Regions from separate parts of the Homo sapiens genome. Here regions 1 and 3 are each linked to region 2. A link is a loop called in an ENCODE intact Hi-C map of the cell type or tissue named here. Cell type or tissue: PC-9. All regions are shown on one strand.

Region 1 (8,000 bases), 69 kb after region 2:
TTTGGGCACAAAACTGTGCCCAGAGAACTTTGGCCTTGGCCCCGGGGGCCCAGGGGAGACTGGAGAGCTGGAGAGAGCCAGGTCTGGGGTGTGAAGCTCTTCTCCCAGGTGGGGTGGGACTTGGGGGTGGGGAATTCCCCTATAAGCAATTCACATCATCTCTAATGCAGAGCAAGACCAACCTGCCAGCTCTAATTATAGTGATTTTCATATTATCACTAGTGCTGATGAGAACTCATCATCAATACTCAGCAAGGTCATTCAAGGTGCTGAGAGAGGGTGGGAGCCCGACCTCCAAACTTTCCAGGCTGGTGTGGAGGGCTGGGTCACAAGCCTACCCCAGAAGGCCACTTCCGGGGTGCAGGACGGAGCCCCAGAGCAACAATCAGGCTGCCTGGCACTTGCTGGCTGTGAGCACCTGGTGAGCAGTGGTGCAAAGAGGCCTGAAAAGTAAATGCGCTGAATTTCATGGGTGAAGTCCAAGGCTTAGCCCCTTTCAATCCCCTTCCTCTAGGAGTCAGCACTGCCAGGGGAGAAAGGAAGCAGGATGTCCACTTCTGTCAGGAGACATGTGACTCCAAGAGTAGCCCCTCCACATGACCAGCGCCTGGCCAGCTGCCTGCTTTGGGAGCAAGTGGTTGTGAGCCTGGACAGTGGGTGTCTGGGGCCTTGGGCTTGGGTGGGGCTTGTGAGCAGTGACAAGAGATGACCCCCAGGGGTGCCCTTGTCCAGAAGCCTGCACTGGAGGTCAGAACCTGGGATCTAGCTTGGATAGGGGAGAGGGCTCTGGGATACAGGAGAGGCCATCTGGGGGTAGGAGATGGGGGCTCCTAGGGGACTGGCATCGATGTTGCATTGACAAGGCCAGGACTCCATTTCTATATGGACTGTGTGTGTTTAGGGCAGCCTTGGGGATGCTGATGGGGAGTTGGGGGAGGTGGTGGCTGGCATTGCTTATAGTCCTTGTCTCCTTAGGAAACCTGAGACAAGGAAGTCCCCAAACGATAACTGAATCCTACCATGTGCCCAGCATTGGGCTAGGTGCTTCTGGCAATACAGAGGCGACCAATCAGTGGACGTTATCCTCACTGGCTAGACACTGGCTCCCTACTAGACAGGGAGTGTAGAGGGGTGTGTACAAGCAGACAAAGAAGGTTTGCGACAAGTGCAGGGACAATCTAGCTCAGCATTCATCTACACACTGGGGAGTTTACAAATGCTATTGAATGAAGAAATGAACCAATTAATTAATGAATGGTTGAACAAGATGCTGCCTCTCACTTGAGGAGGCTGGGTTTGAGGTCCTGGGCATTTCTCACAGACTTGAAGTCCATGCTGATGCACCCCGCTTCTCCCTGCCTTTTCTGGAAACGTCCTCCAGCCTCATCTCTCCTCCCAGCCCTCCAGGGAACCCCTGCCTGTGGGATACAGCTTTCAGCCTGCGTTGCTCTGGCCCAGAGATTTTTGGAGCTTTACCTCTTGGGCCCTTGCTTTCCTGCTGAGAGGAAAGGATGTACTTTTTTTTTTTTTTTTTGTCCTAGTACGTTGTCAAACTGGCTTTTAAAATCCCAAAGCTCCAAGGCTCTAAGCAGTGAAGCTGCGGTACAAGTGACCCCTCAATCCTCCTCTGCCATGCATGGGAGTGGCTTGCGGGGGAGCTCAGAGCTGGAGTGAGGAAGATTGACTGCAGGGCTGGGGGCAGCCAGCAGCCCCGCCTTCCAGCCTACTCCACTCCTGCTACCCGCTTCCAGCACTGGCCTCCACACAGACATCCAACTAAACACAATACTGTCCAAGGCCTCAAGTACAAGTTAATTAATTCACCAGAGGGAAGGCAGGCTATAAATAACTGATGGGAGCAGAGGGGGCAGCTGGGGCAGGTTTATTCACCAGCGGTTTCGCAGTCTCTGCTCTGGCAATACAGGTTAATGAGCACAGGCCTCCTTGCCGACATAATAGCGACTAAAAATAAAAAAAGAGGAACGAGTCACCCTCCCTGGTGAATCAGACGCCTCCAATTGTAGTTTCCATGCTGATACTGTAATTTTCCTGTTCCTCTTGCTCCTCCAGGGGCTGATGGAAACGGAACCCCCCCACCGCCCCCACCCGAAACCCCGCCGCAAAGGAGGCAGATCCCTTTCTGGTTTGTTTCCCTTCCTTTCAGGAAAGAGAGAGATGGTGGGTAGGCGGGAGGGAGGGCGACTGAAATCCAAGCCCAGACCCCAGGACATGTCAAAGTTGCAGACCCAACTCTGTCTCCTGTGACTAAATGCATGTCATTGCCCTGGTCTATTCCCTCCCTCTAGATTTGTCAGATGAAGAAACTGAGGCACAGGGAGGAAAAGCAACTTGCCAAGAGTCTCCCAGGAGTGTCCCAGGAGTGCAGGAGCCAGGCCCAGCACTCCCCAGCCAGTGCTGTCATCTCTGTTCTGTTCACTCCTCCTATCCTGGCCACGAACCTACACTCCTAGGTCCTCCCCAACGCCGGCTCCTGCCCCACCCTCACTCCACCCCACGCTCCACCCTGACCTCTCCAAGGGACCTATAGGTTGGAAATCCTCCAATTCCCAGCCCTCCTCTGGCCACTTGAGCTGCATATGCAGGTTGCCAGAAGGTTCTTGTTACAGGCCTTTGACCTGGAGGTCCCCTTGACCCACCTGGCTGAGGATAGGTGTGTGGAGCTTCCCAGGCACACGCTCCAACCTTTGGAGGAGTCAGCCAGCCTATACAACGCCTTCGTGTGAATTAGAAAAGGCTCCTCCTCTGGGCAGACACAGCCCATACCAGGGCTTGACCAGTGGGCCTAGGGTGGGTTTCAGGTCCCACTTGACCCAGCCCCCACCAGGTGCCTTTGAGCAGTGCACACACTGGACAACCTTCTCCAACAGGCCTGCCTGCCTCTGTCTTCCTGGAGGCCAGCCAAGCCCCCAAAAGTGTTCCAAGAGAGTAGAACTTTCATGAAAACTAAATGAGTCTCCCCACCTTTGTCCTCACCCCCGACCTCAGCCCCCTCTCCCCAGTGTATATTATGAAAGGAAGAAGACAGACAGGAACTGAATTGCCCATGGGGACCACAGCAGCCCTTTCCTGGAGGGAGCAGGGGGCTTGGGGACCCAGCACCTAGGGGGCTAAGAAGCGCACCACGGGAGGTGGATACAGAAACAGCTAAAGCCAGAGGGCAGCGCCAAGCCAGACTCCAGTTGGCTGACCCCGAGGCCCAGCCCTGCCCCCTGCACATGGGGATGCTTTTGTCCCACTAGGGCTCGTGCCTTAGTGACTGTCACCTGTTGGAGGAGAGAGGCCTCATTCTGGAGAATGGAGAAGGAAGATGGGCAGGAGGAGGGTTGCTCCACCTGCTGGGGGATGCAGTGACACCCTCTGGCAATTCTCTGGGTGCTCCATGACCAGCCACTGAGGACGATGACCATCTGGCCACCGGTTCAGCCACATCATCATTCTGTGACAATTTGCATGGCAGATGTCAAGCCCAGATGAAAGGCCAGTCTGTCTTCTATATTCCTCCTCTCTTCTCGCTCGCTGAAAACTCCCTGCAGAGGAAACTGGCTCTACCTTGGACCACGGGGCCCACGGACCTGTGGAGAAATTATTTTCTGTGGCTTTTCTCCACAGCTCCTTCCTCCAGCCTGCCCAAGCCTATGCGCAGTGAACCCAGGCACTCTCCTTACTCCCCACACCGTCAGCTTCCTGACTCCCTCACCGGCTCTCATCCCCCCACCACCCCCTGCTCCCCCACAAGGTTAACACTGCAGCTCTGGCGTCTTCCTCCCAGGCAGCAGCCTTCTCAGGGCTTCCTTGCTTCCCCTCTCCATCTCTGCCAGTGTCACCAGCACCGTGAGGCCAAGGGGCACCAGGTGAAGGCCCTTACATCTTCTTGTCCTCTCCAGGATGTGAGGCGGGGGCAGGAGAAGGAGAGGAGAGTGAGGGGTGAATTGAGAAAGGCAGAAGGCAACAGTGGTATAGCTGGAGGCCCACCATGACCTTCCACACAGGCCCAGCCGCCCAGACTCAGCACCCTCCACAGCACGACTCCAGAGGCCCTCGGGTCCTGCCACCCAACCTGTGGACTGACGGCTGCGCCCACGCCCGCCTTCCGCCCTCCTCCCTGTCTCCACCGCAGCAGTTTCCCTAACCCTCAGAGACCGCTCCTTCCATCAGCCCCTATCTGCTGCATCCCCAAGCTCCCTCCCTCTCTCGTGGCTCCTGGCCAACAGTGTTGCCACAAGTTCAGCCTCTTCTGGAAAGCATCCCTTTCTTGGCTTCCTGACCCCTTCCCGCTGTGGTCCCACCCCCGCTTTTCTTTCACAGCCAAACCTCTCACCTGGGGGCATCTACACAAGTGTTTCCCACTTCCTCACCTCCCACCTCCCTCAGTCTGGCTGCGGCCCCCTCCAGGCCGCTGAGGCTGGCCTCTGACAGCTGCCTCTGACCTCCTTGTTGCCAAATCTAGCGGACGCCCTTCCTCCCCCATCGCACGTGGGCTATGGACCCGGCCTGGCACTGCCGACACTTCCTCCTCCTTGACACACTTTCTGGCCTCAGCTGCTGGACACCCAGGCGTCACCGCTCTCCTCCCTGATTGTGGGCAGCTCAGCTTCCTCCTAGACGTGGGTGTTGCTTAGAGGGCTGTTCTGGACTCCCTCCTCTCTCACTCCACACCCTCCCTTTTGTTTTCACATCTTCACAGTGCCTTCTCTAAGATAATGACCCCCACATCATCAGCAGCAGCCTGGACATATTCCTTTGTGGTGGGACAAAGGCAGGCCCAGCCAGGGCCCTTCGGCTCACTCTTCCCAAATGGCTTCTGGGTCAGCCCGGAGCCCAACTGGGATGAAAGGCCCCTGAGGTCAAAAGTCATATTCTCTTCCCTTCTGTATCCTCAAAGGGCCCAGAAAAGTGCTAGGCAAAGCTTTAGGCCCCTGCTCTGTTGAAAAAAGAGGTTCAATCCAAATAAAAACCAATTGCAATGTCAGAGACTTACCAGAGGCTAGGGTAAGTGTCCCCTTGGACAAGCCATGGTCCCCCAGGCACCTCACTCTGATCCGCTTCTGCCACAGCTATAATTCTGAAGCAAACCCACATGCCACTCGCTGCATAAACCCCTCCATGGCTCCCCACTGCCTGTCCCCTCTGCCTGGGCTCTCCTGACAACCTGGCCCACTCTCCAGCCTCATCTCCCATGGCTCCTCTCCAGCCTCATCTCCCATGGCTCCTCTTTGAGCATCTTCTTTGTGCCCCAGAATGTGTGCTGTTTCCTAGACACACCCAATACTTTTTGGCCCTCTCTTTTATCTCCTGACAAACTTCTAACTATCCTTCAAGGCTTTCTCTAAAATGTCTCCTCCAGATAGCCTTCCTTGATTCCTCCAGCACACAGTGGTCTCTCTCTCCCCAGCACACTCTAAGAAGTCCATGCCCAACTAAGAGCAGGTGATGTTTGCCACCTTGAATGATAATGATCTGTCTCCCTGCTCTCCCCCATGGAGAGCTCTCTGAAAACAGGCCCATGTCTTCTTTGTGCCCCCATCACTCAGTACCTGTCTTGGTTTGTCTTGGGTGAGTGGATGACGAGAATGAATGAATGAAGGGCCAGAGAGCACAGTGGTTGGGAGAGCAGGCTCTGGAGTCTGACAGACATGTGTCCAAACAGAAGCTCTGCAACGAACTGTGTACATGACTTAGGGTGAGTCATTTGCCCAAAATGGGCGTCAGTATCCTCGTCAATGCTCTGGAAGTACTCGTAGTCACTCCTCCATAAAGCTACTGCAAGAACTCAGTAGAAGCATGCATGTAAGATGGCTTTGCACAGAGTGGGCACCCGGCAAGCATTCCACAAACACAGGCTCTTGGGGTTGTCATTAATCATTGTAGATATTCCCATTAAGAGGACGGGCAAGTGGAGGGTCCAAGGACATCTGGGGAGCTCGTCCATGGGAGATGCATGCCTCCTTATCTCAGCTCACTTCTTTCACTTCCCAAGCTCATCGGGCCATGTGCACCTGGGGTGACCTCAGCTCAGTTCATCAAAACCTGAACAAGTGCTCTCAGGGGCCAAGAGCACCACTCTCCTTGTCCTGAGACCCCAACCCTCTTTCCTTAGCATTTCTCTCTCTGCCCCAAGCCTGTATGAAGCAAAGATGGCTTTATAGTGCCTTGTAAGTCCTACAAAGGGAGCAGCAGGGGCTTCTCAGAGCTACCACCTCCTCGATCAATATCTCTTCTTCCACCCTCGAGGGCTCAATAGGACTCATTCAGCAAACTCTGGAGGGCCGACATCACCTGGACAGTGTCACTCGTGGGCCTGCTGTTTATTTTCCTCCCACTTTCTCTTGGTGCCTCCAGCTCTCACCGCTAACCTGCACCCCCATCCCCAGGTGGCAGCCAGTGTGACTGCTGGCCTCCCTGCAGCCGTGACCTCGGCAGGCATGAGGAGGAGGGCGGGCTGGGGCTCTGCCACCCTTCAGCTGGCTAATGTGGAGGTCTTAATGAATATGAATCGCCTCCTTCTCCACGGAGCTGGCCCCATCAGATTCCTTCACACCTCGCCGAGCCCAGAAAGGTTACTCAGAATTAAATGTAAATCACATATTTACTGGTATGAATCAGATCATAGTGTCACTTTCTCACAACAGAGAATTTAATCACACTGCAGCCCCGAGGGCTTCTGCTCTCCTGGGGCCGTCCCCACCCCGTCGCCCTTGTGGGCCGCACCTGGGAAAGAAGCTGACTGCCCTCCCATGTCGGGGTGTGCATGGGGGTGTTCCCAGAGGCTGTGAAAGGACAGTGGCCACAGCGGGAGACCTGACGCTGGTGTTCCCAGTCCTTTGGTACCCAAGTCACGGCTGCCTTCTAATATCATGTCAATCTGAAGCTGTCACGATGGGCTAGGCAGTGCTTCACATGCTGTGGACACTTAATAACTGTTGAGTACAGGAACGTCTCTCCTAAAAGGCTGCTGGCAGTCACCTCTCCTTCCTAGGCTCACTTGTGTTTCAGAAGCCAAGGGGGAAAGGAGAGAGATGCATGAAAGGTTTCACCCATGTTGCTCTGTGTTCAGAGGCGGCGGAGTGGAAGGAGAACTGGCTTTGGAGCCAGGAGGCCCAGCTCAGAGCCTGGCTTTGCCACTAGCTCTGCCAAAGGACGGCGGGCAATTCACGGTAACGGCAGCTTCTTTGTCTATAAAGCAGAGACACGATGCAGGTCCCACCAGCTCCACTGACAAGTTGCATGTGGAAGCATTTGCCTGCAGTAAAGTGCTTTGCAAATGTCAGGAGCAATGACCATGAGCCCAGTACAAAGGTCACTGGACAATAAATAAAGGGGGCCAGATCTCAGCCTCTGATTCTCCTGCCTAATGGCTACATGGTCCTTAGGGTGAAGGACCATGCAGCCATTTGAAAACAGGCTCATGTCTTCCCTGTGCCCCCATCTCCAGGGCGTGCACTGTCTGCTCAGTATCTGTCTTGATTTGTCTTGGATGAGTGGGGGATGAGAATGAATGAATGACAGGCTGGAGAGCAGAGTGGTTAGGAGAGACAGACATGGGCCCAAACTGAAGTTCTGCCACTAACTGCATGCATGACCTGGAGTGAGTCAGCTCTCCTGCGCTTCAGGTTCACATTAGCAAACAGAAGTAATGAGGTCTTTTTTTGATGGAGAAAGGCTCAAATGAATGCCACAGAGACAGATCTCTGTACAGACTATAAGGTGCGGCACGCAGCTAGGGAGTTGTGCATGGCTCACTTCCCTCAGCCATGGCAGGATGCCAAGGACCTCTGCTTTCCTCAGGATGTCACAGTCCCTTCCCTTCCCAAGCCCATTTCTTTGGGGGCCAGTCTCCAGGCTAATGGCTGTGCATTTGGAGAGCTCTTTACAGTTTGCAAAGCATTGTGCACGGCAGGAGCATGCGGTGGACTTAGGAGGACACACTGTGGTGTTGGAGCTCCTTGGTGGCTTCCAGCTCTTCAGGTAGAAGCTTGCTG
Region 2 (8,000 bases):
TCATGTGCTTTAGAAATATTTTTCTGGCTGTGATAATGGCCACAGCAAGAGGTGAAGAGGGCCTGGATTCCTGTTGATAAACAGTAAGGACTGGGTTTGAGCGAGAGGCCAGTCCAGCTAGGAGTTGGCTATAGAGGGGGAGCAGGGGGAGAAGGGGAGAAAGACGTCCCTGTGCAACTTGAGTGAGTGTGGGCACGGTGGAGTCTTTCCCAGAGATGGGACACCAGGATGCAGAGAACCAGCCGGACCGTGCACGTGGGAAGAAAGCGCAAAGGCAGTTTCACCAAGAGGGGAGCTACAGGTTGGGAAGAGGCTATGGCTGAGATGGATAGAAAGTGCATGCTGTCCCCTCTGTCATGAGGCAGGATGCCGAAAACTGCAGCTGGGCAGAGGCACAGATTGAGGAGGTGGCCGCAGCAGGCACCAATGGGAGAACTCTGGGTCAGAAGCCAAAAGTCTAGGCCTATTCCGTCCTGACTCACCACACACCTTCGGCAAGGCACATTCTTTCTCTGCCTCAGTTTCCTCATCTGCAAAACCCCGGAGTTGAATCACATTGAGGGTTCCTCAAAGGAGATGGGCTGGTGAGGGACATCCTTGAGCCCCTGGAAACGATGTGCAAAATTGTGTGCCTATGCCCCCTTTTGCAGAGGGGCTGGCAGGGCCACCTGAGGAGGGAAGTGACATCAGATGTCATAGGCCACACCTGCAGTTGGAGACATGCTGGTAAAAATTGCTCTCTACGTATGCCCAGGATGAGTCTCATCTCACCCAACCAGTTCCTGGAAGGCAGAGATCTAGGTCATAGGATGTGTCTCGACACCCCATGGGGGTCTTGCAATACCTGTGGAGCCAAATGTGCTGGCATGGAGGAGCCTCAGCACATCTGGGTCTTCTAGGAGAGACCCCGTCCCCTGGTCAGTCCAGGCACGTGCTCCCTACTGGAGCCCCTGGGGCCTGTCTCTCCCTTCTCCACCCTGCAAACTCCTGCTCCTTCTCCGTGCAGCCTTTTCTGTTCCCCTGGAGCAGCCCTGATTTCTCGCTGCATTGGGATTTCCCAGGCGAGGTGTCTATACCTCATGCGCAGCCTACTTTTCGCCTATCTGGGATGGAGGTTGTTTGCATGTTCCCTCCTCTTTCCTTCCTTCCTCTGCCACATAGGCCTGTTTTTGGCAGGGACCATGTCTTAGGCACCTCAGTGTCCCTAAGTGTCTCTCTCAGTGACTGACACATACTTGGTACTCCATAAAAGTTTCTGTAGTTGTCTTAACTTATGGAATGACTGCCAGCAAAGTATTTCTTGTTTCCAACCCAGGCTCCTCACTTGCCCTGCTTCCCTGAGAGCTGCTGGGAGGACCAGCAGCAGTGGCCAGCACTTGCAGTGCCTGGCAGCATTTGCAAGGTCCCTCATGGGTCCTTTCCCACAGGGTCCCAGGATGATGAGCGTGAAATGAGACCAATAAAAGATTGCACAAATCTTGTTGGACTCACACATAGGATGGAAAGCAATATCCATGTCTGAAACATGTTGGAGCAGGCCTTCCACCAAGCCCTTTAGAAAAAGGGTTGTATGTGTTGTGTAGAGCAAACCTGGCTGACAGGCATTAGCATGCCCATTTTACAGATGGTGAAACGGGATCTGAGAATTTACGAGCCTTGCTCAAGCTTCCACAGCTATGCCAATGCCGCCAGCCCGCCATCCCTGGGGTTGGAGCCAGGGCATGTGGGGTGATGTTTTTCTTGGTCGTGAGCAGATGGGCTAGTGCCCTACCTGCACAGTCTCACCGTAGCTCACCCTCCCATACATCCTGTTAAAGGTCCAGCCAAGATCCACTTCCCTCCCTCGTTTTCTTGCCTGGGTTTTGCCTAGTTCCTTCTCTTCATGCACCACAGGACGCACTCTGAGCAGGCGGGGAGGCCCGTGAGCCTGGCAAACAAGCTATTTGCTCTGGGAGGTGGGCTGCTTCTGAGGACAGCACAGGGTTTCTGGGACAGTGCTGAGGAAGTCACCCACAGCCTGGCTCCCTGGCTGAGTGGACGGTTGAGGTGGCCAGAGGAACTTAGAAGTGGCCCTCCAGTCTCAGGGGGAAAGGCTGGAGGGCTGGAAAGAAAGCAAACTCTGTGATTGAGCTGTGGGAAGCCTGGCCTGAGCCCCAGGGCCTTGCTGATGGCAGGCTGACTGCTGGGGCACCCCCAGACAGGCCAACGGAGCCAAGCCGACAGCCGGGAGAGAGGCCTGCTCTCCCACACACGTGGGAATGAGGGCTGCTGAGTCACTGCCCAGCTGGACGCAGCTCCCACTGAAGGCTGGAAGGAAGGCAGGAGAGTATTCCCAGCCAGGCTGGTGGCCTCAGGACACCCTGAAGTTAGCTGAGCCCTCTAAATGGGCCATGGTAGCCCGGGCTGCCCCTCGCCCTGCTGAACTGATGCATATTTGCCTCTTGCCGGCTTCTGGGGAGCTCCAACCAGGCAAACAGCCCTTCAGACAGGACATTGGATTAGAGGTCAGATCCCTGAACTTTGGAAAAAAACAATCCCAGGGCAAGTCACTTCATCTCCCATGTCCTCACCTTTCCTCTCAGTTACATGGTGAGGCCAACAGGGAATACGGGAAAGGTCTTCACAGGTTGCCCTGCATATAATAGGATTCAGGCAGGCTAATGGCTCTGCTCCAAGCCTTCCCCTGAGGAAGGGACAGCAGCCCGGCCCCCTCCTCCCCTGGCCTGCCACTGTTCCCCCCTTAGCCAGTGTCATCCCTGCCGTGTGCCCTTCAGAGCAACCAGGCCCCTCCCAGGGAGAGTTCCTGGGGAGGAGCTGGGGTCACCTCCCGACCCGGGCCTGGCCTGGAATCCACCTTTCACCTCGGGCAGTGGGCAGAGGAGGGCACTGGCCCTGCAGGCGGAGGCTTCTCTCCCCTCCAGCACCAGCAGCACCCGCTGGGAGGCCCAGGTGTTGTGCAACTTGAGAAGCAGCTAAGCCAGTGGACCACTCTGCCAGGACAAGAATCAACAGGAAACCTCCCCGCGCATCTCGTTCACATTCCAGGGGCACCGAGTCCAGCCCAGAGACACCGTAACAAGACACCACTCTGGCTGGCGTTGCCTGTGACACAAACCAATCTTTTATCTGCCATCTAAGCCTCCCAATTTGCATGCCAGTGACGTACCTTCCACCGCAGGGTGCTTTCCAAACCTTCTAGTGAGGCTGTGCCTCCTGAGCTCTGAGCAAACAGGGAGTAAGCGATCCTTTAGACACAGGAAGGCTTTGCTAATGATCGTCAGGCATGAGCCCTTCAAGGAAGGGACCCGTCTGTAGGCCCCAGCAGAGGACCTGACACCAGTGGGTGCCTAGGGAGCACTTAGTGGCAGTTCACTGAGCAAGCCACATCTCTGGGGATTAAAGAAAAGAAGGTGAAGCAGAATCTGGTTAAATGGGCCCATGTGTGCTTGGAGGAATCCCCCCCACCTCTCTCTCTCTATCACATATGCACGGGCCCTCCCCCTCCACACACGCATCACTGAGTTATTTCTCATGATTGGAGCATGATGCTGTGGCAATACGGAATTCAAGCCTTTTATCTCTCAGGCCCAGGATGGGAAAAGGACTCACTCAAAGTCACCCAGCAGATTAGTGACAGCACTTTTGATGTTTATTATTTTGTATTTTCCCATGTCCTGCCATTTCATCGCACAATTGTCCTCCTTCTCCATCCCACTCCCAGCCAAGTCCCTGCATCTGCTGCACTCGCCACTAGTTCCCAGTACTGTGTTTGAAATGCTTAGGGAAAGGGGATTGCTGGCAGAGGGAAGAGCACGTGCAAGCTCCCTGAGGCAGCAGGGAGCAAATGAGGTGAGCACCCCACTCCCGCCAGTGAGCAGGACTCAGAGAAGTGGGGGTCAGTGGGGGTAGGTGGGAGTCGGAATAAGATCCGACTTCATAAAGTTTGTTTCTGGATGTGGAGCTAGCAGCCCATGGGGCCAACTTGCTGCCTTCAGGCAGGTGAGTCTCCCTGCTTGTGACTAAGGAAGCTTCTGTAGTCCTGAGGCACGGAGGATCTGGGCATGAGCCTGCTGGGATGTGGGAAAGGGGCGTGTGAGAGAACCCACATCTCCTGCTTCCTAGGTCAGAGCACCAAGGAAGGCTTCCTGGAAGGGGCAGACTTTGTGTGGGGCCCAGAGGAGAGCTGTGTGAGCACCCTGGACAAGCTCTACGGATCTGGGTCAGGAGTGATGCAGGAGGTCACACCACAGGCGTCTTCCTGGACTGAGCACAGCTGCCCCCAGGTGTGCCTCAGGCACTGGGCCCAGCCTGACGTGTCTCAACAGGGTGGGGTTGGCCAGAGGCTGGCATGGGTGTGTGTTAGGGGAAACCAGCGGAGGAAAGGTGAGCCAGGGCTCCCTGACGTGACCTGAGAGATAACCCTGAGGTCAACCTGTAAGGGCCCCGGGGAGGAAAGGTGAAGGGAGCCTGGCGCCCTTGCTGGTTGTGAAATGATGACATCTGCTGTGGGTCTGGAACAAACACATAGTTTGCCACAGACCCTGATCCTTGGGGACCCTGCGGTCAGTGCAATTGGAGTTCAATACACACACGCACACACACACACACACATGCACGCATTGCGTACCTACTGTGGCCAGGCATTGTTAGAAGTGGTGGAGCCTCTAGGAACTCAAGAGTACAGAGAAGACCCATGCACTGCTCAGAGAACACAGGCAATAGAGTTTTGCTCGAGGAGTATTATTTTTAAAGTGCTACTGAAGCTCTCAGGAGGGAGAAAGGAATTCTGGTTGGAAAAGGCCAGGAGCAGCTCTGGTTAGATGCAAATGAGACATGAGTTGGGGCTGAACCATCAGGGTGGGGAGGAGGTGGGGTGGGGCAGGCATTTCTGGCAGTGGGAACAGGTTAGGCTCAGAGCATGGCGGAACAGGGAGGGGTCTTGTGTGCATGGAGCTGGAAACTGCGGTGAGGAGTGTGGGAGGTGAGGCTGTGCAGCTGAGAGGGAGGGTACCAGAGCTTTCTATTTTCCCGACATCCTCTGTTTTAGGCCAAGCCATCACACTTTTGGGATCCATAGCCTCAAGACTTCCACATCTGGGGAGGATATTCAGGGGTGGGCTGGATCCAGACTGTCATTCTCAAACCCAGGCGTGCATCCAAAACCCCAAGGGGTCCATTGAAACAGAGTCTCCCCCATATTCCCCCAGGGATTATGATTCAGTTGGTTGGGTGTAGGGCCTGTGAGTTTGCATTTCAAACTAGTTCCCAGGTGATGCCGATGCAGCTGATTGGTCTGTGGACCACACTTTTAGTAGCACCGGTCTAGTTTGCTCCCATGGGATCCCCTGGGCAGTTCCTGTTGGGAGGTCTCACCCCACTTAGCCCAGTTGTTTCTGGGACTGTCTTTGGGGCTCAGAGGCCTTGTGTGGGAGAAATGAAAGGGTACCCTGATTGTCCCCTTCTCCATGGCCCAGACCAGGCTGTGATACCCGGTAAAGCCCCAGGTCACTTCGTGGATCAGGAGCAGTGACAACCATGTGAGAATGAAGTTTTCTGGCACTCTGGGAATGGGGCAGAGGAGAGGAGCTCTGGTCCCCAGTCTCCCATCCAGAACACTGGCAGGGAGTGCTTCAAAACCGGGAGGAAGGAGCCAGGAGGCCCAGTCAATTCATATAGAGATGAGAGTGGGAAGAGGTGTGTATGTACATGCACACGTGCAGCCCAATACCCCTTGCAAAAAAGAACTCAGGGTTAGTTACAACCCTGGGCAAGTCTCTTCCTTTTTCTCAGGGTCATTTTCCTCCTCTGGAAAAAATAAGGGAGTTGGATTAGATGGTTCCTTCTGAGAAAGAGAGACCTGAGAGACTGTCCTGGTAACAACGTCATCATCTGATTAGCACTCAATTTAAAACAGCTAACAGACTCTCAAATTTTGCAAGCCTTGGCAATTACCGGGCAGAGCTGAAGCAGAAGCTTCGTCTGTGGGGACCAGCCCATCTATGAGGGTGTCATCAGCCACTCAGGGGACCTTCAGCATGAATAACATTGCCCCGAGGAAGTTTGTAATGCAAAACAACAGCAGCTCTTTCCCCAGCAGCTCCCCGATGGTCCTCAGAGGTGGTTTTCTGGAGTCCCTACCGGGCTAAGGGAGAGCTGTCTCAGGGGTTCTGCTGAAGCTGGCAGAGGCCGGCCCCTCTCCCCTCCCCACTTTCCCCCAGGGCTCTGCCCGCTGACACTAGTGCAATTACGGCAGCCTTCTGAGAGGCTGACAAAGAAAACGAAGGCTCTGAAACCAAGAGAAGGACCCCCAGAGAGCCCCCGGGCTGTGGAGGCGTCAGGAAGGGCAGACACAGGCGTGGCAGTCGGCCCTGGATTGAATCCAAGTTCTACTTTCATGAGCTGTGTGACCCTGGACAGCATACTTGACCTCTCTGAGTCTCAATTTTGTTATCTACAAAGACATCCTCTTGGTTGGTTTTGAGAATTGGCTAAAATGACAGAAATGCAATTATTTTGGAGAAACGAAAAAATTAAATCTACTGAAGCCTTCAACGGTGCCATGTTGTAGATGAAAGCTGTGGTTAAGGGCGTGGCATGTGGCATCTCAGACCTGAGTTTGGGTCGCAGCTACTTGCTGTGTGACCCTTGGAACCTCACTTAACCTCTCTGAGCCTTCATGTCTTCCTCTGTATAATGGAAATATTTATGGCATTTTCCACAAAAGGCTAACAGAATGAAAATTAAAAGAGGAGAGCATGTACAAACTGCCTGGCTCACAATAGTCCTCAAAAAGTTGTTCTTCTCATATTCCCCAGGCAGCCTCGCCTAGGAGAGAGGGTGGCACTGCCGTTATCCACAGCCAAGCGCCCGCCTCAGCTGTGTGCCACCACACCGCCCTGGGCAGGCCTGGCCAGGCTGAGGGGCACAGACAAGCCCACAGCAGGCTGCCCGCCCAGTGGTTAGCTCAGGAAAGCCTCAAATTATACAATTTATGAAACCCAATCCAGTTTTCCGACTGGAACGTGTGATTAGAGAGATTACACATTCACTGTTGCAATTATGGTAATGTTGATGTGTGGACAGATAACTGGCAGCAGGGCTGTTCTGAACTGTCTATTTATAGGCTGAAGATGCTTGCTATCTCAAGGCAGACATATGGGCCATAAAGGCAGGCGACAAAAAACAGGAGGGGGAGAGCAAGCCTCCCCCGGAATGAAAAGACACCAAAGGAAGCCATAATTAGGGCTGGGATCGGCTTATGTAAATCAGGTAATACTTTCAAAACAGAGATGAGATCTGGTTTTAATAAAGCGCATTGGAACAAATGGTGGAATAATGACTTAATAAATCTAAATACAAATATTTTGTTCCGTCTCCAAAATGAACAGCCCTGGCATCTGCCGAGCCTGGGCCTGGGCGAGGGGGCGGCACCGTAGTGTTACTGTATTCTTTCACTCCCTCAGCAGGCTCGAAGATTTTAATTTTTAGCCTTCTGCTAAATTACATGGGCTGTCAGTCAACTGTGGGAGATATTTTGAGTAGGGAGATTTATACAAACACACAGAGCACACTCGGAAGACTCCGCACAATATCTTTTACACCGGCCGGGATGTAAATCATAGGTTGTTGGGAACCCGATTACAGCTCTTCTGGAAATAGACTGCAGAGAAACCATTAGTAGCAGGAGGAATCTGGTGGCCCTCTTTGGTGCCCACTCACCCCAGTAGTAACCAGAGAAGCTCTTTGCTTGTTCTTTTTAGTACCTTTTCCCATGACTTCCCATCCCAACTCCATCCTCCTTCCCATCCCAACTCCAAACACACACACACACACCTGCGGGTTGGGTTTGGCCCAGGTGCTATGAGTTTGCAAACTCTATGCAAAGCCATGGCACACGGCCCAAACCCGACCCACAGGTGTGTGTGTGTGTGTGTGTGTGTGTGCGTTTTGCTCGGCTAAACAATGTTGGCCTGCACACAGGGCAATTTAAAAAAATTAAT
Region 3 (8,000 bases), 130 kb after region 2:
TAGTGGGTGGTGGATCCGTGCTCTTGACCACCCCACTCTGTTGCCTTTCTGTTAGACAACACCTTGTCTACTTTCTCTTCCCCATTTCACAGATGAGGAGACAGGACCGGAACTGTGAGGACAATCTGTCTATAGTTAGGCAGTGAGCTGACTGCAGACTCAGGCTCTCCTGGGACCCTCTTCAGTCCTCCTTCCCTCTGCCATGCTGGTTGGTTGCCATCCTGTTAGAGGGTTGAATACTTACGCTTAAAGATCTAAAGACTTCATTAAATTTCATGTGGCACTTACTCCACAATGTATCCCACCTTACCCTGCCTTATCACACATAGTATAATGCAGAAGATTTAGTTATTCCTCTGTCCTGCGGAGTCCCACTCAAGGACGACAATTACCATGGCTCATTGAACTCCAGTGAGATATTCACAGTACAGAGGACATTGAGACCCTCACGGTACGACCCTCTACTATGTGTCTCCGTTTATGTTTCTAGGTGTTTTTAAAAATGGTTTTCCAGTTAAACTGCTCATGGCCACCTCTCAGTCTTTGACTTCTTTCTAATTTGTCATAATTAACTAGGCTTTCAAATTAAACAGAACATTAATTGTGTATCTGCTATGTGCCAGGCACATTGCCAGGTCTTCCAAATATATTATCTCAGTTAAAATTATAACAACCTCGTGAGGTGGGTTACTGTTATCCTGATATCACAAAGAGAAAATTGACTGAATAGGGTGACCAACATGTGCTAATTTGCCCAGAATGGAGTGATCTCCTAGGACATGGGATTTGCGGTTTTAAAACCAGGACAGACCAGGGCAATTTGGGATTGGTTAGTCACCTTAGACACTAACTTTCCTGAGGTCACACAGCTAGAAAGTGGCTGAGCCAGGATTTAAAATCAGTTCTCCTGATACTAAATAAAATCTTGGCAGAAATGAATGTAAAGGAAGAGTAAATAATAGACTCCGGGTGACTTTCTGGCCTCTGCTCAGCGTCCTTAAAGACTTGTTTTGCTTACTTCCTTATTTTCAGTTCTATGTCAGAAAACCAGGTTCCTCCATATGTGAAACAAAGAGGAGAGTATCTACTTCCTGGGGCAGTTCTGAGCCCTGAGTGTTTAGAAAGAACTTGGCTAGCATTGCAGGGGTTCAAGAAGACTTCATTCCTTCCCTCTTCTCTGGCTTACATGGCCTGGATAGCTAAGCTGAGTTTTAGAGATGAGGAATTAATGGCACAGGGCTCAGATCTTAGAAAGCAATTCAACTGTAGTGCTGTGATGAATTTGGGGGTATCGTATGTTAAGACAGACATTGACCAACTAGGATGTGTTGGACATGGCAAGGAAAGGTGACCCCAGTGATGAGGGACCAATGAATGAAGGCCCCCAAGAAAAGAACAAAGGAACTGAGGAAGAACAGACAACGGAAGGCAGACAGGGAGGCTGAGTTCTAGCCTTTAACGTGCTGTCGTGGGAAAGAAGATACCCAAGCTGTGAGGCCCTAGAGACCCATCCAAAACCAAGGGCAAAGTTACTGGGAGGCAGTTCTGGCTCAATGTCAGAAAAACTTTCCAACGATAAGATCAACAGAAAGCACTTTCTCAGAGGAAGATGACCTTCCTTCCCATCACAGGGACCAGGAAGGGGAGGCTGGGTGACCACTGCCAAGGGCTCTGTGGAGGGCATTCCTATAGTGAATATGAGGCTGGGCTAGACAAGCTCTCAGCTCCCTTCCAATTCTAGGACCCTCCAGCAGCCATTGGCTCCCTTCCCTACAACTGTAAATATTTGTGCGTTCCCAAGTTATAAAGTAGAGCTCTTGGCTTACAAAGGTCAGGACGACAAGGAACAATTTGCTTAGTGTTTCTTTAGGCTGTGTTGCCAAGACTTCTTGTCAACTGTGTTTGGAGTGGACACAAGCTGCAGGAGGTAGATAGATAGATTTGGTGAAGGGAGGATTATTCAAGAGGAAAGGATGCAAATGAAGATCATTCAAGAAAGCAGAAGCCAACCCAGAAAGGCAAGGACTCTTCCTCTGTGTGGCCACAGTATGTCACAGCAGAGCCCTGGCTCTCCTGGGTAGGTTCAGCCTTGGGGGCTTTTGTCCCCTTCCATAGGGCTTCCTATGGGAGTCATAAGGGTTACCCCCACCTCAGTGCCATGAGACAACACCCTTTGGCTTTGATCTGCGGACTAATTCTCCATGCCCATCTATGGGGATGAGGATGGAAGGGAGGATCACGTACTAAGTCAGGTTTTGGTGCCCACAGAAGCAGGCCTGAGTTTCAGCTCCCTTCCTGGGAGCTGATGCAGGGTGGGGTAGGGAGATGACAGGAGCACGTGGTGATTGGAAGTTGGAAGGGAGCCTTATTTTTGTTGCTGGCCTTTTGTTCCTTCTCAGTCTGGCTCCTCCACCACTGTGCTGTCATTCTCCTAAAAACAATCTGAGCAGGTTACTTCCCCACACCTTTCAAAGGAGCCCCTCCCCATTGTCCATCAACACAACCTACTTTCCCAGGAGTGTGTCCTTTCCCACATGCCATTTCCTGGTCCAGAAAGCTTCTCTTGTCTTTGCACTTCAGCTTCCTCATCTGAAAATTGGGGTAAAAATAGCATCTGGGCTGGGTGCAGTGGCTCATGCCTATAGTCCCTGCACTTTGGGAGGCCAAGGCAGGAGGATAGCTAAAGAAAAAAGCATCTGCCTCATAAGATTGTAAGGATTCTATGAATGCGTATGTGTAGGGCCCTTAGAATAGCACCAGACATTTTGGGTTAGCTATTTCTGTTACCGTTTTGCTAGGGTGGCCAACTCCTACTCATCCTGGGAGACACCGCATCACCTCCTCTGTGAAGACTTCCTTGTTCTACTCAGACAAAGCTTTTGGTTTTTGGTTTGGTTTCGTTTCATTTTTCTCTTGTTGTTTTGTTTTGCTGTTTACTTGGGGATTCCATGACGTTTATTTTTCAAGACGTTTTGTTGTTGTAATTAGCCTACATGCTGGTCTTTCCCATTAGACTGGAGCTCCTTGGAGTGGGCAGAAACAGGTCTTACTCTGCCCTCGGTGGCCAGCATGACGTCTGGCACCTGGCAAGGGCTTCAGAAACTATTGTTTCCCAAAGGAATGGAAAAATGAATAGATTAGAAAGCACCTCAGTGGTCCAGGGATCTGTTCCGTGGTGCTTATTAGGATGATGTTGTCCCAGCCTCAAGAGACCTGCTCCTTTCCGCACCTCCACCTCTGTCCCTCCCCTTCATCTTCACGTCATTGGAGAGACATTTCATTTTCCCACTTCCTCAAAACGTTTTGAATTTGGAAAATAGCAATCGTTTAGGAAAATGGGTAATTACCAAAGGCACAATCATGGAAAACATGTAACTCCTTGAGTCTTACTGAAATGTCAAGGACTTGATTAGAGGGAGCCCCGGCCCTGGTGATCTGAAGAAAATATGATCTGTTTGTCCTAGAGGGGAAAGAAGGATCACTCTTTATTTACAAACCAGCCAGGCTAATCCCTTCTGACAATATGGGAAGTCATTCTGCTCTGCCGAAGCACTGTTTCAGGGCTCCCTTAAGGAAGAACTATCTTCTACTCAATTAAAGCAAAGCCTGAACTCGCTTTGACCCCGTCATTCCACAGCCAGGAAAGCAGGCTCCGCTCCTTCCAGCAGGGTGGCTGCCCGGGCTCCAGGCCGAACTCTTTTTCATCAGGATGTCTCAAGCATTTACTGGGGTGAGAAACTGGGGAGTGGAAACCATCCCTCCCTGGTTCCTTCAGCCTGGCCCAGCCTTGGGTGCTAAGAAAGAGAGCTGCCGGAGAGGGAGATGGATAAAGTGTCCCTCGGGCCACCTCGGCCTGCCCAGCTCCTGGGGAGGCCCCAGCAGTCAGAATCAATGAGCAGCCACCAGCAGCAGGTAGGGGTGTCCCTGAAAGGCCTTCAATGCCCCACCTGTTTCCCCTGTCCCCTGCTCTATGTAGGTCAGTGCCTCCAACTCAGACCTGCCTGCCAAGCCCTGCCTCTGTCTGCAGGAGTGAGCAGTACCATTATTTACTGGAGACCAAAGCAAGACAGGCCGCATAGATGATCTTACTGGAAAACCACACACTCAGCCAGTCCCCCCTCCCCTTCTCTTCCCCAAACACCACCAACCCCCAGGGAGGGAAAGAGCTTAGGCAGGCCAACTGCTGTAGGAAGCGGTACTTTAGCTGGGAAGATCATCTATACAGAAAAGCATAATTTTCTTCTTGCTCCTCTCAATTACAAAATAATAAGATTGTTAAAAATCCAATAGCATGAATGTCAATATTGGCAGGGACAGCCACAGGAAATTTAATTGCACAATGGGTGCCAGTTAAAGATGGTATGTGCTCTTCTCGGCTTTTCTTAATTCTAATTAGGATAAAATTTACTGATCTTACAGACTCACAAACAGAGGGTTGTCACTCCGCCAGGAATGGATCCTAACACTCTTGGCTTCCTTTTCTGAGCCTCTTGCCTTTTTTTTTCTTCCTCAAAACATCATCCCTGATTGGGACTTTTAGCTGATTTTGAACATCAGCTCTCCGGTTTCTTTGGCATGTCAGAGGGCCAGATGTTTTTTATTTGAGAGCAAATTGACACATTAAATTACACTGTGCAAACATTAAAGCCAGCCGAGGGTAAACAGGCCGAGATTCATTGAATTTTACGGGTCACAATAATGTTTATGTAATTTAACAAATTCCTGCCCTGCTGCTGAGTCTCTCCAAGAAGTATTAATGTAAGAAAGATGAGACCTGCCCCGAGGCTGTCGTCCCATCCACCTCACTGCGGCCTCTCAGAACCCTTGCCCAGCAGGTTTTAGAGTTGAGTAACTGAGTTCCCCTATGCAGAATTACTGCTTAGTCTGGCTCTGTCTTAAAGACACAGCCTAGTTTCTTCCACATGAAGCCTGATGAAATACTCTTGGTGCTGGACATCTGCTGAGTTTGCCTGTCCGGGATGCCTCCACTCCTACTTTTGATAGTGGCCCTATGATTTTTCTCTAGGAATCATCATCCCATCCCATTTTCAGTTTCCCCAGTTCCTCTGGGGAAGATCCCACTCTCCGGCTCCAGGGATGAGCATGTGCCTCAGGCCTGGTCCATCGGGGCCTTGCATCCCGCCCGTGGCCTTGGTGATTGGTTCAGAGATGGGAACGAGATCACATCTGGGTCAATGAGCATCCACCCCAGGACTTTCACAAAACTGGCAGAATAAGGAGCTCTCTTTCCACCAGTCTTAAGTGGTAAAATGTAAGTTGGGAGCTGCTGGGCGCCATCTTGCCACCAGTTGGAAATGGCTGTTGGGAATGAGGCCAACACAGAAGAAAGTACAAACGGAGAAGGGCACATTCCCAGTGAGATTTTTTGAGCCCCTGGGTCCAATTACAGCTGAAGTCTAACCTGGGGTTTTTGATTGTGTGAGTTAACAAATCCACTGTTTTGGTTAAGCCAGTTTGAGTTGAATCTCTATCATTTTCACCTTTTATTCAACAAAACAAAAGATTCCCCTATAGGTCTCTGTAGAGAATAGGACCTCTCCTCCACATTCCATGTGACACTGGGCTCCATGCTCACCTCTGACTCCCTAAAGCATTCCTAAGACTTCCTCCACCTCCTCTCCAGTCAGGCTGTTCTGTTCCTAAACACACACTGCGTATCTCACCTTGCTGCCACTTTATTTTCCTCCTGTTGCCTGCAGTGCCATTGTCCCCTATCTACCACCCATCCTCTAGGGCCAGGCTGAATTCTCCTTTCCACAAAGACAACTCCCTACCACTCAGAACTCCCTCCTCTTAACTCCCAGAGGGCCTCAGTAAGTTCCACACCTCCTGGCCCTTAATTATATAAATTAAAAGTTATATTAATTATATTAATGTTTTGTTGCTTCTTGTATTGTATGGTTGTGTCTTCTCTTCTGTCTATTTATAGCTAGAAAAATGTCTGGCATAATTCTGGGCAAATGAAATCACAGATTATTAATATTTAAAGGTACCTTACAGATCATAAAAATCACCCTGCCCCCACAATTAGACAGATGAGGAAACTGAGACTCAGAGAAGTGAATTGACTGACCCAAGGTCACACAGCTGGTTTATTGCCAGACCAGAGATAAAATCGCAGCTCAGTGTTCTTTCCACAACACGGAGCTCTATCAATTTGCTTGATTGATTTTCCAGTGAAGCATATGTAGAGTTTGAATTGGGTTGGCATATTACCATATACTAATGGTACTAAGTCAGCACATTCAGAAGAAAGAACAGTAGACTTAAGAGAATCAAAAGGTATGTTTTCAAGTTCCAGCTGGGCTGCACGACCTTGGACAAGTCCTTTCACCCTTCTGGATCTCTATTTTCACAATAGCAAAAAATGAGGGTCTTGAACCAGGTCTGAGGACAAGTACTTTTTTTTGTGAGCCACCTCCCAGTGACTGATGGGGCAGCCCACAGCGCTGCGTGGGAAAGATCTGAAAGTGTATCTGAGCTCAGCAGGAAGAAGTGCTTTGAGTGATCAGCACTGTCTCTCTCAAGTTTGGGAGCCGGGGTCAGGGAATGTCAGGAAGCACTCCAGGTTGTGCTTCTTTAGATGATTTTTGAGGTCTTTCCTACCCTGTCATTTGAGGTCATTTAAGTTGTGGTGAAAATGCAAATACAGAGCTCAGATACAACTTCAGGACCCCCATCCTGTTCTACCAACAGTGGCCTCCCTCTCACACCATGAAACTTCTGGACTCCAGGGACCCACAGCTGCACCCAACGAATTTCACTTTGGCCTGATCTTGGATCCACTGAGCAACAGAAATTTGGGATGTGAATTTGGTGGAGCTGGTGTGGACTAGGTCAAGCAATGAGAAAGGACACAGGATCATGGAGAGAAGTGGATGAGGGGAAGTCGGGGACCTGAGAACTCACTTCTATGTTTGCAGTGTTCAGCCCCTGGTAAGAGACCTCCTCCTGACATCCAAGGGGAAGCATGGATGTGGTACAGAGAGCCCCACAACTCTGGTCTGGGCTCCCGCAGAAGGCCAGGGGCCAGCACACAAAGGCCACTGTGAGGAGCAGACATCCGATGGACCAGCTTCTGAGGTGTCAGAGAGAGACTGACTCAAAGGCTCCATCCCACATCTGAAGGTCTGGACTTTCACCGGGAGCTCTTTCTTCCTTATTTTATGTAAACTTCAAGTGGAGATCGTAGTCCTAATACTGCAGTGCTATAATGACTGAAATAATTTATATAAAGTGCCCGACACAGAGAGCTGATAAATGCCCAACAACGCACTTTCTTCATTCACCCCAACTTTATTTTTTTCTTTTCTTTTCTTTTTCTTTTTTTTTTTTTTTTGTGACTGAGTTTCACTCTTGTTGCCCAGGCTGGAGTGAAATGGCACTATCTCGGCTCACCGCAACCTCCATCTCCCGGGTTCAAGCGATTCTCCTGCCTCAGCCTCCTGAGTAGCTAGGATTACAGGCATGCACCACCATGCCTGGCTAATTTTGTATTTTTAGAAGAGACGGGGTTTCTCCATGTTAGTCAGGCTGGTCTCGAACTCCTGACCTCAGGTGATCCACCTGCCTTGGCCTCCCAAAGTGCTGGAATTACAGGCATGAGCCACCGTGCCTGGCAACTTTATTTCTTTCTAAAGACACTCAAACATTCATTGAACATGCATGCTCCTGTGTGCTGGGTGTGCTAGAGATGCAAAATTGAGTGAGACACATATTACTTGGCTCTCTTTCAGTTACAAGTGGCAGGAATAAAATCTAAAGTAGTTATAGGAAAAGAAAGGAAGGAAGGAAGGAACAAACGAACGAACAAATGAAGGAAGGAAGGAAGGGAGTGGGGAGGGAAAGAGAAAGAAAGAAAAGAGAGAGAAAGAAAGAGAGAGAGAGAGAAGGAGGGAGGGAGGGAGGAAAGAAGGAAGGGGAGAGAGAAAGAAGGAAAGAAAGAAAGAAAAAGAAGAAAGAAAGAAAGAAAAAGAAAG

The links. A loop is a pair of places that touch in the nucleus more often than their neighbours do. Peaks named below come from ENCODE experiments on the same cell type or tissue, not always from the same donor. Only the 100,000 strongest peaks of a DNase experiment are listed, where the experiment ranks them.
Region 1: it touches region 2 in a loop (11-fold over the local background); 5 of 110 quality-filtered maps call a loop at or near these places.
Region 3: it touches region 2 in a loop (7-fold over the local background); 6 of 110 quality-filtered maps call a loop at or near these places.

What each region holds. Positions count from the first base shown.
Region 1 is chr15:70,262,414-70,270,413 of GRCh38, forward strand. No RefSeq gene overlaps it. Among named protein-coding and RNA genes, the nearest start is that of TLE3, 170 kb to the left of the region's middle. RefSeq lists enhancers at 175-244, 285-434, 4,235-4,888, 6,567-6,616, 6,604-7,282. In PC-9, a CTCF peak has its summit at 3,361 (motif pointing left); DNase peaks (open chromatin) are centred at 4,568, 5,728, 6,628, 7,668 and 1 weaker place; H3K27ac peaks cover 3,802 bases.
Region 2 is chr15:70,193,692-70,201,691 of GRCh38, forward strand. No RefSeq gene overlaps it. Among named protein-coding and RNA genes, the nearest start is that of TLE3, 100 kb to the left of the region's middle. RefSeq lists enhancers at 2,453-3,236, 3,033-3,312, 3,383-3,442. In PC-9, no CTCF peak of the experiment used is centred here; DNase peaks (open chromatin) are centred at 2,270, 3,130 and 4,280; H3K4me3 peaks cover 617 bases; H3K27ac peaks cover 3,254 bases.
Region 3 is chr15:70,319,621-70,327,620 of GRCh38, forward strand. No RefSeq gene overlaps it. Among named protein-coding and RNA genes, the nearest start is that of LINC02205, 180 kb to the right of the region's middle. RefSeq lists an enhancer at 3,335-3,854. In PC-9, no CTCF peak of the experiment used is centred here; a DNase peak (open chromatin) is centred at 4,761; H3K27ac peaks cover 2,224 bases.